3 separate regions of the Mus musculus genome follow, and all the other regions are linked to region 2. The links are chromatin contacts, found by Hi-C or POLR2A ChIA-PET in ENCODE. All regions are on one chromosome and are shown on one strand. Each heading gives the region's core, a stretch centred on a gene start or an enhancer-like site at or near the end of the contact. The rest is flanking DNA. Distances are from core to core; before and after follow the strand shown.

What was found. A loop is a pair of places that touch in the nucleus more often than their neighbours do. ChIA-PET counts read pairs that join two places held with the same protein, here RNA polymerase II (POLR2A).
Region 1: POLR2A ChIA-PET joins it to region 2 with 24 read pairs in Patski. The contact joins the promoter of Hspg2 here to the promoter of Usp48 in region 2. POLR2A ChIA-PET finds 5 or more read pairs at or near these places in 4 of 5 experiments (Patski and embryonic stem cell).
Region 3: POLR2A ChIA-PET joins it to region 2 with 11 read pairs in embryonic stem cell. The contact joins the enhancer-like site here to the promoter of Usp48 in region 2. A Hi-C loop is called at or near these places in 2 of 37 maps with a recorded cell type or tissue (gastrocnemius and left cerebral cortex). POLR2A ChIA-PET finds 5 or more read pairs at or near these places in 3 of 5 experiments (Patski and embryonic stem cell).

Annotation. Positions count from the first base shown.
Region 1 is chr4:137,466,555-137,470,134 of GRCm38, forward strand. It overlaps Hspg2 (perlecan (heparan sulfate proteoglycan 2)), which reads left to right and starts at 2,249. Exons shown (of 97, transcript NM_008305.3): 1 at 2,249-2,370. The coding sequence starts at 2,308. It overlaps Gm13010 (a long non-coding RNA gene), which reads right to left and starts at 588. Exons shown (of 3, transcript XR_881513.1): 1 at 147-588.
Region 2 is chr4:137,592,455-137,596,043 of GRCm38, forward strand. It overlaps Usp48 (ubiquitin specific peptidase 48), which reads left to right and starts at 1,718. Exons shown (of 27, transcript NM_001355588.1): 1 at 1,718-2,062. The coding sequence starts at 1,929.
Region 3 is chr4:137,658,623-137,662,602 of GRCm38, forward strand. No RefSeq gene overlaps it. Among named protein-coding and RNA genes, the nearest start is that of Rap1gapos, 46 kb to the right of the region's middle. Within about 2 kb of position 1,799, at least 1 of the 3 ENCODE cell types and tissues checked has a DNase peak (open chromatin) inside an H3K27ac peak, as active enhancers do.

The DNA.
Region 1 (3,580 bases), core at 999-3,498, 130 kb before region 2:
GGCTCCCTGTAAAAGATCATTGTTTAAGCAGCATATGTGTGGCGGTCAGAGGACAACTTTGGGGAGTTGGTTCTCTTCTACCTTTGTAGGACCCAGAGATAGAGCTCTGATCTCAAGTTCTCAGACTCGGTGATAAGTGTCCCTACCTGCTGAGCCGTTTCTCTGGCCTGACGCTTCTTTCTTTCTTTCTTTCTTTCTTTCTTTCTTTCTTTCTTTCTTTCTTTCTTTCTTTCTTTCTTTCTTTCTTTTTCTTTTCTTTTCTTTGTTTTGTTTCTCTTTTTTTTTTCCCATCAGTGTCCCTTAGTCCTCATATGCACACTGTGAGAAAGGTCAGCATGGCCCTTGCTTCCTGAACGGAGGCAGACAGTGGAGGCTGAAGGATTTGTTTCGGACTTCACAGCTAGATGGTAGAGGCAGGCTTCTCTGTTGCACTGAGAATAGCACGAGGCAGGATTGTGTCCTCCTTTGTCCCCTTTAGCAGAACAGGGACCACTGAGGACCACAACTGGGCATGCCTTCTCTGTCTGTCCCATCCCCCTGCGAGGAGCAGATGCAGGCCTTATTAGGTGCTATGCTGGGAGCCTGGGCTGAGGCCAGAGTGTTGGCAGGCCCACTTGGATGTACTTTCTGCTCTTCATGCTATGAGTTGGTCCCTCATAGTTATGCCCACAGGGCAGAGAAGAGCCCAGTCTTTTGGAGATGGTGTCTCTGTGGAATAGGGTCAGGATGTCAGTGTTTTCTCAGGTCCCCAAGTGTCTGGCTCCTATCACAGAGAACATACTTTCCGGACAGGGCTGGCGCCATTCAGTGAACTGGGCATTTCCTTCTGTCCACAGCCCACCTAACTCCTGGCTGCAAAGTCTGCTAGGAGTTTTCTGGAACCTAGCAACTCACAGGAAACAATGGAAACTTGGGTTTGTATTTTTTTCTCCCTCTATCATCACTCAAAGGGTTTTCCTCAAAGGCACACACATACTTCAGTTATTTTTCTCTCCACCCATTAGCCTGGGGCTTCCTGGAAATTTTCAGTCAAAAAAAGGGGACCCTGGGTAGGTGGTAAAGACACACCCCAGCTCCAGGCTTGTGTGTCTGCCCCTGGGATGCAGCAGGGTTGCCTCAATGCCAGTGACTTGGCAAGAACACCTGAGACTGAGGCTCTGGAAGAGCCTTGTCTGAACCTGGGTATACAAAGTGATACATCTCTGGGACTGATGTATGTGAATCAGAGTGGGTCTATGAGTGATTCAGATCGTCTGTGGCATAGGGGTAGGAGCACCATCTTGTCCAGTATCACGCACTGGGATGAATGTGTGGAGGAAAAATGTAGAACATATAGGCTGGTGAGTGTGTGAAAAAGCACATAAGCCCTAGCACAAAATGTGTGAGGAACTGGGTGTGTGATTGGTGTGTGATCCAGACTAGAGAGAGAACTCAGTGGGAAGAGATATTTGCCACAAAGCTCTGTTACCTGAGTTGGATCCCGGAACCCACATGCTAGGAGACCATTACTTTCCAAAACACCTCTGAGCTCCACATGTGCACTGGGGCATGTATGTAGGCGCACGCGCGCGCGCGCGCGCACACACACACACACACACACACACACACACACACACACACACAGAGGTACAGAAAACAAACACAATAAATAAAAGCCACTTTATAGCTTGTTGGGATGCTTGAGTCTGTAGAAAGGTAAACAAAAAGGTAAACAGGTACATGGAGTGGATGTGAGCAGCTGAGTGCATGTGAGATCCCCCTCTCTCGAAAACTGCTGTGCACTCCGTGTGGAGCACGTGGTGTGAAGGAGCGGCGTGTGCGGAGGGCTCGAGGCCCTGCCAGGTGGCGTCTCAGTCCTATCCCACACTCCAAGCCACGTCTGGCGTGGAGCCGGTTGGGCCTCATCCCACATCGAGGGGGATTGGGGCCCAGACAAAGGCACAGTCGGCCGCGCCGCTCCTCCAGAGAGCCTAGCTCGCGGCTAGGAGGCGGGGGCCGCCGCTGAGGGGGCGGGGCCAGGTCTTGTTAGGGGCGTGGTCTATATGGTCAGGACGCGTTGCCTCGGGGGCGGAACCTGGTCTTGTGGGGTGTGGCTAAATGTTTGGAGGTGGGGCCTAGGGCTCCTGAACTTGGCGCCTCGGGGGCGGAGCCGGAGACCCGGGGGCGGGGCGTGCACGGGAGGGCGGGGACGGGAGTTGGTTGGGGGGGTGGGGGGTGGGAAAGAGGCGAGCAGTCCGAAGGACTCGGCAGGACAGCGAGCTGGTGGCTGCGGGAGGCGCCGAGCGAGCCAGCGAACGAGGCCGGGCCATGGGGCAGCGGGCAGTGGGCTCGTTGCTGCTGGGGCTGCTGCTGCACGCGCGGCTGCTAGCGGTGAGTTTGCGTGACCGAGGGCCGAGGGCGGGGGGCGCGCGCCAACTTGGCGGGGCCACCGGAGGCTGCTCGGCTGGGACTCTGGCCCGGGACGGCCGCGCCCGCGAAGGACCCTGGGCTGGCACTGGCCAGCGCCACCCTTGCAGCGTGGGGCTTTCCTAGGGGACGTCCCAGGGATCCAGCGTGGAGGTCAGGGGCCGTCCCCGCAAGCGTGGAAATCGGAGGGTCGCCGGCCACGTTGTTCAGGCTCAAAGTCGCCTCTGGGCATGGCCCGGCCTGCAGTTCTGGCGTGTGGGGGGGCTGACGGAGAAACTTCTAGCAGGGTGGGAACTTGGCAGGACAAGGGTATTCCTTTCTGCTGCCAACTTGGCAGAAGGGGCAGTTCATGGTGATGGGTACCCTGTCAGTCGTCGCTGGAACTTTACCATGCTATCCTCTGGGGGGAGATTATGATCAGGCAGTCAAAAGTTAAAACTTGGAACAAAACTAAGCCTTGTGTGGAGCACCCCATGGACCCTGGAGTTTTCTAAGCCATAAGCTAAATCAATCACTGCGTTGCACTGAGCCTCCGTGAGACCTGCAGAGAGCTAGTTAACCTCTGGGAGGTAGTCCCACGTGGGTAAAGGGAACTCAGAATGGGAAGCCTCAGGGCAGAATGGGCCTGGATGGAATGAGTGCTGGGTGCAGCGCTTACTACAAGCCAGCCCAAGAGCAGCTGAGAGTCCCCAGGATTCTTCCACCACCTCCCAAGTGGGATGCTGTGTGTGCTCCTTCAGTTCTGCCCTTACCCTGAGCTCACAAGGGGCCACAAGGAGGAGAAGGGAACTCTTGAGTCAGGAATCCTAAGACCTGGAAGGCACTTGGCAGGAGAGGCCCAGAGGACCTGAGTGACCTCACGGAGGACAGGGTGGAGTTGATGGACCCGGCAGGCAGAGGGTGGAAGATGAGGGTGGGGTACCTCTGGGCCCTGCTGTGGTGAGCCACAGAGCCCAGGTGCTCCTAGACAGTCTCTATCCCTGTTCCCTGTTCTTGGAGCCAAGAGGGTGACTTTTCCAACTAGGCCAGTGTTTACCCAGTGACTGCTTCTCTGTCCTTGCCTGGCTGGCTCTCTATCACCTCTGCCCTCTTGAGTCACTCCTTAACCGCCCACCAGGCTTGACCCTTTTCTGTTTCTGCCACACCCACGTAGCACCTCTCCTCCCCACCCTCT
Region 2 (3,589 bases), core at 468-2,967:
GCTCACAACCATCTATACAACTACAAGTATACTTGCATACATAAAAAAATGAATAAATAAATCTTAAAAACAAAAAGAAAGTAGTTCAACTTATTATGTGTGTTTTTGCAACAGGGTCTCACCATGTATGTAGCTCTGGCTGTCATGAAACTCACTAAACTCGCTGGGCGTGGTGGCGCACGCCTTTAATCCCATCACTGGGGAGGCAGAGGCAGGTGGATTTCTGAGATCAAGGCCGGCCTGGTCAACAAAGTGAGTTCCAGGACAGCTAGGGCTATACAGAGAAACCCTGTCTCCAAAAAACAAACAAACAAACAAACAAACAAACAACAAAAAAAGAAACTCACTAAATTAGCAAGGCTCTACCCTTCACCACCAGAGTACTGGGATTAAAGGTGGGCCCCACAAAACAAACAAACAACAAAAAAAGAAACTCACTAAATTTGCAAGGCTCTACCCTTCACCACCAGAGTACTGGGATTAAAGGTGGGCCCCACAACAGTGTTCAACTGTTAACCAGTGGTATAGGAATTCAGTGTTTATTTGTTTGACTTTTTTTTTTTTTCCTTCCAGGAGACGAGGTTTCTCTGTGTGGCCCTGGCTGTCCTGGAACTCACTCTGTAGACAAGGTTGGCCCACTAACTCAGAGATCTACCTGTCTCTGCCTCCTGAGATTAAAAGTGTGTGCCACCACCAACCAACTGGTGTAGGAATTCTTTAAGAAAGGAGGTGTATGTGTGTGTGTCCTGACTTAGAAGATTTTTGTGTTTTTTATTTTCAGCCTAAATTCAACCAAAGGACCAAATCTTGCTTCAGTAAATCTTGACTTCAGTTCAAGGTTACTTGGGGGCTGGTGGGGTGGGTTGAGGAGTAGATAAGGGAGGAATTAGTCCTTGAATTCCCACAGGGCTTTTACATATTTAAAGTCCTGGAATTTTCTCTCTTTAGCTGTAATAGCTCTTTTCTGTTACAAAACGCTGTGATTCAGTTTAGCCTTTTTTAGGTCTAAGGGGAAGTAGTTGCAAAAAGGAAATAATATCACAGCAGGGAGCTAGGGTGTACACTCCATAACGAATTAAGACGTCAAAGTGTTGACCCTCTGGTCAACAGCCTACAGCAAAGAACACGTCCCAGACCTGTGTATGCTTCTAAACAACCTGCAACTCAAAGACTGAGCCTATCACTTCGAAGACTACAAACCCCAGGATGCCTCGCGCTCCGCGAGTGGCAGAGCGCATTGCACGCTGGGATATGTAGTCCCGTTGTAGCATCCGCAAACCACATAACGCCTCGTGACGTCAGAAAGCACGGGCAAGGAGCCGGAACTCGCCCAGGCTCAAGTGAAATCCTCGATCCGACTGTGGCGTTCCGGCTGCCTCGGTTTCTGCTATTATCAGGTCCCACTCACAGTCCCGGTGGCCCTATGGTGTGCGTTGAGTACTCTATGGTGTAACTTTGTCACAGTAACAGGGGAAGTGTGGAAAGCAAGGGCAAGCTCTCGCTCGTCGGAGTAGACGACGGAGGCTGAAGCGTAGCTAGCTGCCTTCACCATGGCGGAAAAAAGACGTGGCGAGTCGCCTTTGGGCAGACGCTTGGCTTTCTTCCGCCAGTCGGATTACATGGGCTTTCGGCGCAGGGACTCCTGGGAGCACGCATGCGCAGACTGCGGCAGGGCGTACGCCTCCAACGTCCGCAGGCGCGGGGTCTGTCGGGTATCGGCGGCGGCGGCGGCGCTTTGCGGCTGGTCGTGCGAGCTGGGCGCGGGCGGGCGGGCGCGGCGGCCGTGGCGCGCGCAGGTGATTGACTGCTCTCCTGTCTGAGGGCAGCGCTGGGTTCTTTCGGCTGGCAGGGGCCCGTGCCCATTCGGGCGGAGACGGAGGCGGCGCCGGAGGCCACCGGGCTCGGCGAGTGCTACCTCGGTCAAGGCTATGGCTCCGCGGCTGCAGCTGGAGAAGGCGGCCTGGCGCTGGGCGGAGACGGTGCGGCCCGAGGAGGTGTCGCAGGAGCACATCGAGACCGCCTACCGCATCTGGCTGGAGCCTTGTATCCGAGGCGTGTGCAGGTGAGGTCCTCGCGTGGCCGAGGCGGGATCGGGGGACGGGGGACCGGGAACCAGGGCGATGCACGGTGTTACTGCATCTCCTTTCAGTTTGCACGACCCGGGAGCTACGCAGCCCCCGAAGTGATGCGGCTGCTGGGCTCGCATCCTGAAGATGGCGGTGGAGATAGTTGGAGATAGGGCTTAGTAAGTAACGCTGGAGTGTTGTTTGATCTTGGGCATAGCTGTGCGCTTTTCGCTTGTAAAAGGGGAACTTGCCGACAGCGAACTTCGTCGACATTGTATCTCCTGTCATTGCACGCTGAGAAGGCCTGATCACCTAAGTATCACTTGCAGAGAGCAGGTTTAGAAAACCCTTTGGTTAACCTACGTCATCGGTCCCCCGCTCTCATTGGCTGGCTCTCTTTGACCTATAGGTGTTTTCTTTTGGTCACCCTAACTCCACACCACTTTGCAGAGTAAAGTGTTTTTAGCTGTTTAAATTCTGCTCCCCCTTCGTGGCCCTTGGTTCTGATCTTTTTTTGCGTAGAGTGGTTTTCTTATCCCCACCTCGTAGCCTGCACCGGCCTGTGTTCAATCGAATTGATAAACCGAGGCATGCTCCATAGCTCCGTGTCATCGGGCGTGTAGGGAAAAGTGGAAGACGTGGAAGCCTTGGTTCCTGGCTTCAGAGCTGTGCCTCATTTGAGATATAATGTAAGTTAGGAAGTTTTCAAAAGTAAAGCGGGTGCATCTTTCTAAACTCTAGGTGTCTGCTCACAAGGACATTAAGACTCCTCGAAGTTCTGGAACGGCATCAATTTGTATAGTGTGGAATTGAAACAGCTTTACCGAGGCACTCATTTGAAGTGTATAGTTACAGTGCTGGTGGTTTAGCTTGAGAGTAGAGTGGTGGTTTTATGCTTGAGTCCCTTGGTTCAATTACCCGCACAGGGGATATAAAAGACAGAGTTAAGTCTGGGGCTGGAAAGATGGCTAATTAGTAAAGAGGGCTCAGGCTTCTCTTCAAAGGATCACAGTACCATTTGTTCTGAGAACCCACACCAGGTGCTTGATAACCACCTGTAACTCCAGCTCCAGAGCATGTGCAAAGCCTTCTTCCAGACACAGTGGGCACCTGAGCATTAGTGCACACACACACACACACACACACACACACACACACAAATGATCTGTTTTGATACTGTACAATTGCCAATATCCTTTTTTCTTTCTTTCTTTTTCAATTTTTTTCAATTTGTTTTTGTAGAGCTGGGGACTCTGGTGTTTTGTATGTTTGAGGATTTAGCCCGTGTTTACCTGGGACTTACAGTCCTTCGAGCTAGTAGGTGCTCAAACATGAGAGTCATGGGACCATAGACATGTGCCATTCATTGTTCTGTTGGTGCTGCAGCTCTAACCCAGAGCCCTGTGCAAACCCTACGGGTGTTGTATGAGCTACACTCCCAGCCTGTTCTAGTGGGTATGAAGTAGTATTTGGCGTCTGTGTGTTTATTGCCTCCTACTCTGAATAGATCCAGAATCCTGTAG
Region 3 (3,980 bases), core at 549-3,048, 66 kb after region 2:
TGATGCTTGGCCTCAGGAACCAGAGCAGAGAATCCTGTCTTTCCTGTTCCAGACTGGCCAGGCAGAGCACCAAGTGTGCAGGTGCAGACAGGGAGGGTACAGGGCAGTGGGCCCGAGTGCCACTGTGTGAAGGGTGTTGACCTTAAGTCCAGACCCCTAAATGAACAGGTATTTCTCTGGGGGCAGTTCTTCCTGGAGGTAATGCCTAGCCCCGACATGGCTGTGGCTGGTGCGTAGGAAGGGTCCCTGTGGGTTTCCTGGTAATCCTTGCCTTTGCTAGCATGGAAAGTTGCAGTTTATAGCCTGGCTTTCCTCGCCGCTGTATACCTGCTGCGATATTCACCCCAGCATCCAGAGGTTTGGGTGTCCATACGTACTGGTGGGAAAATTCTTATAAAGTCCAGAGACATCGAGAAACCACCCCACCAAGCTTCCTGCTTAGCCTTCACCGAGAACTTAAATACACCTTTTGCTAGGAGCCCTGCAGGCTGCAGCGATGGCTGGACAGATGTTCAGTTAGCCTTTTTCATAGATCTTCCCCTTTAGCCCACAAGTATCGCCAGAGCCAGTGGCTAGGCAGCACACGATTCATCTCCAGGATCTTGCTGAAAGGTTTTCAGAACACGGTTTGACTTTGATTTCCTTCTTTCTGATGGTTGGTTCCTGCCCCAGAAGTGTAGCTTCAATTGTTTCGATGGGGGTTGCCAAGAGCATCCAGAGTACATGCTTGCAACAGCAGGGGCGAGGGTGTACAGGCTCCTGGCTGCCTGTAGATTCCTCCTAGGTACTTCCTGGCCTGAAGAGGTTTTCTTTGTGGAGTATTGAAGCAAGCAGTAATTCAAGAATTGGAGGCAGGGGACGGGTTTTCCGGTGTGTTCTTTGACACACTTCAGATCCAGTTGTGGTAAGCCAGTTATGTCTTGAGACTCACCAGGTTGTAGGAAGGAGAGGGGTGGGAGCTCGAAGTCCTTTTCAGGATGGTGATGGCCTGCCATCTGAACTGAGGCCTGCCAAGCTTGTCACTGGCTGGGCCTTGGCTGTGTCTTGTTCAAGAGAGGCAGGGTCAAGGTCAATCAATCCTCCAGTAGGTACCTCTGCAGGAGGGCTGATTGAGCGGAACTGTTGCTTTTGTTTTGTTTTGAGACTGGTTCTATGTGGCCCTGCCTGTTCTGGAACTGTCTCTGCGGGGCTAAGCTATCCTCCAACTCAGAGATCCTCTGTCTCTGCCTCCTGAGTAATGGGATTAAAGTCCTGAGGCGCCACTCCCTGCCTTTGTTTCTATTTTGTTTTTTAATACAGCATCATTAGGTAGCAAAGCCTAGCCTTGAACCTGTAACCAAATTCCCAGCCTACCTACCATTTCCTGCCTATACTGTTTGGGTGTTTTGTTTTGTTTTTTTGAGACAGGGTTTCTCTGTGTAGCCCTGGCTGTCCTGGAACTCACTTTGTAGACCAGGCTGGCCTCGAACTCAGAAATCCGCCTGCCTCTGCTTTCCAAGTGCTGGTATTAAAGGCGAGCGCCACCACCGCCCAGCTCAGTTGTTTGGGTTTTTTTGTTTTGTTTTGTTTTATTTTTTTGTTTTTTCCCTTTTGGGGATTGGTTTTAATGTAACCCAGGCTGACCTAAAACTGTCTTTGTAGCCAGTAATAATCCTGAACTTCTGATCTTCCTGCCTGTAGGAGACCAGGTATGCACCAGGCCAGCACTCAGAACAAATGAGCTGCCTCTATTAGAGCACCTCATCTGCTTCCCTCCCTTCCAACATACACAATGAAAGACACTTCCTGTCCTGGCTTGGCCAGCCCCTCGGGCAGCCAGCGCCTGTCATTGAGAAACCAGCTCTGCCTGTAGCAGCAACTATTGTGGCCGCTGGGTTCCAGATCTAGGCTAGTGCTGCCAGGCCAGCCAGGCCCTGGGCCACAGGAAGTGGGCACATACTCCAGGGAAGCCACTGCCTGTGCTGGACCATGGCCGGCTGGCACACTGGCCTCTGCACACTTACATCTGGGTGTTCCTGCCATTGCCATTCCTGCTTTGTAACCAAGGGCAACCAGCTCCTCTTATGGTCAAGTGTGTTCCTGGTTGAATACTCAGAAGTTTGTTGTGTAGACATTGTCAAACATGCTCTCTCCGCTGAGTGGCAGGAGGAAGTGGGGCCTTCTCGCAACTCCAGCACTGTTCCCACACTCACAGGCTCCCTGGAGGATGCTCCAGGTGTGTGTCTGGAAAGTTGCCGTATGGCTGCTCCCGAGGGCTTGTCATGCAACCCTCATTGCTTCTGGGTGGTTTGTGTCTGAAGGTTTGGCAGCAGCATTTCATCCCTCCAGACCCTGTCGCTGGTCCTCCAGATAAAAGGGGTGCCGAGTTGTGCAGGTTTGTGTGATTCTGGAACTAGAGTAAGCCAGAGGTCAGGGCTGGAATGGCTACCCCTAATACTATCTCAGGGAAAGCACCTTGGTTCATTCTGGGCCGGCTTAGGCCCCTGCCACCAGTGTCTGGTCACCTTACTTGCCAGCCCTGGCCATGACATTCCCTCAGGGTCCACCAGAGGTTCTCCAGTGAGGACATCTGAGAAGAGAGAGCTCTTGGGGTTGGGCCAACATCTCTCCTTCCTGAAGACTTGCTATCTACCCCTAGCCCAGCATGCTTGTTTCCTAGATGCAGGCCCTCTGCAGAGCCCCTGCCTAGCTAGCTTTTCTTCCCTTTGTCAGAGCTGGTGGGAAGGACGTGTCTTTCCCAAGGGCCATTTCTGTTTTAGGATACACAGCCACAAGAGCCACTCAGAGGCTATACTTATATATGTTTCTGTTCTCCAGCCTTAGATGGTAAAATGTTTGAGGCCAGCTCTGTGGTGTGTGTGTGTGTGTGTGTGTGTGTGTGTGTGTGTGTGTGTGTGTGTGTGTGTGTGTGTGTCTGAGAGAGAGAGAGAGAGAGAGAGAGAGAGAGAGAGAGAGAGAGAGAGAGAGAGAGAGAGAATAAGGTGGTGGCTTGGTTGGCGCATATTAAGGAAAAGAAAGGCTGTGCCTAGAGGCAGCCATGCATGAGTGGTCAGTGCTGAGTGGTTTGGACTGAAATAGGCCAGAGAAAGCAAAGCTCTAGGGCCTTTGTCCAACCTTCTCTTCCATCCATGCCAGGCTGTGCACCCAGCCCCCCTCATAGGCACGCGTTGCCGCCTCCCCGGGGGCCCTTGCTGGCTCAGAATGGCGCCCTCCAGGACCCACAAGAGATTATAAACCTCTCATTGAAGAGGCTTTCTATAAAGAGGAAAAGGCTGTAATTGAAAGTCTCCTTGGTTCTAAAGAAGCAGACCTGGAACAGAAAAGCCTTCATTCTTTACCAGTGTCAGGCATGTTCAGTTCCCCCGTGCACATAAGCGCCATGGCCCCTGAGCTTAAAACCTATGGGTCCAGATCACAGAAGGACAAAGACCCACGGCAGTGCAGCCGAGCTTTTAGTTTGGGGTGGGTTTTTTGTTTTGTTTTTGTCTTTTGAAACGGTCTCAATCTATGCATGAAGGATGGCTTTGAGATCTCCTTCCTCTACCTCCTAGGTGCTGAGATCTGATCACAGGCCATGCCTGGTTTGTGTGGTGATGGGGAGTGACCCTAAGGTCTCCCAACTAGCTCTGTCCTCACCTCAGTACTGAACACCAAACCCCAGACCTTGCACGTGCCAGCCAAGTGCTCTCCCACTGACTACATTTTAGGACCTGGTTGTTTGTTTTGTTTTTTAAGCTGGACATGGCCGGGCAGTGGTGGCGCACGCCTTTAATCCCAGCACCCGGGAGGCAGAGGCAGGCAGATTTCTGAGTTTGAGGCCAGCCTGGTCTACAGAGTGAGTTCCAGGACAGCCAGGGCTACACAGAGATACCCTGTCTCGGAAAACCAAAATAAATAGATAGATAGATAGATAGATAGATAGATAGATAGATAGATAGATAGATAGATAGATAGATAGATAGATAGAAAAATATTTCCAG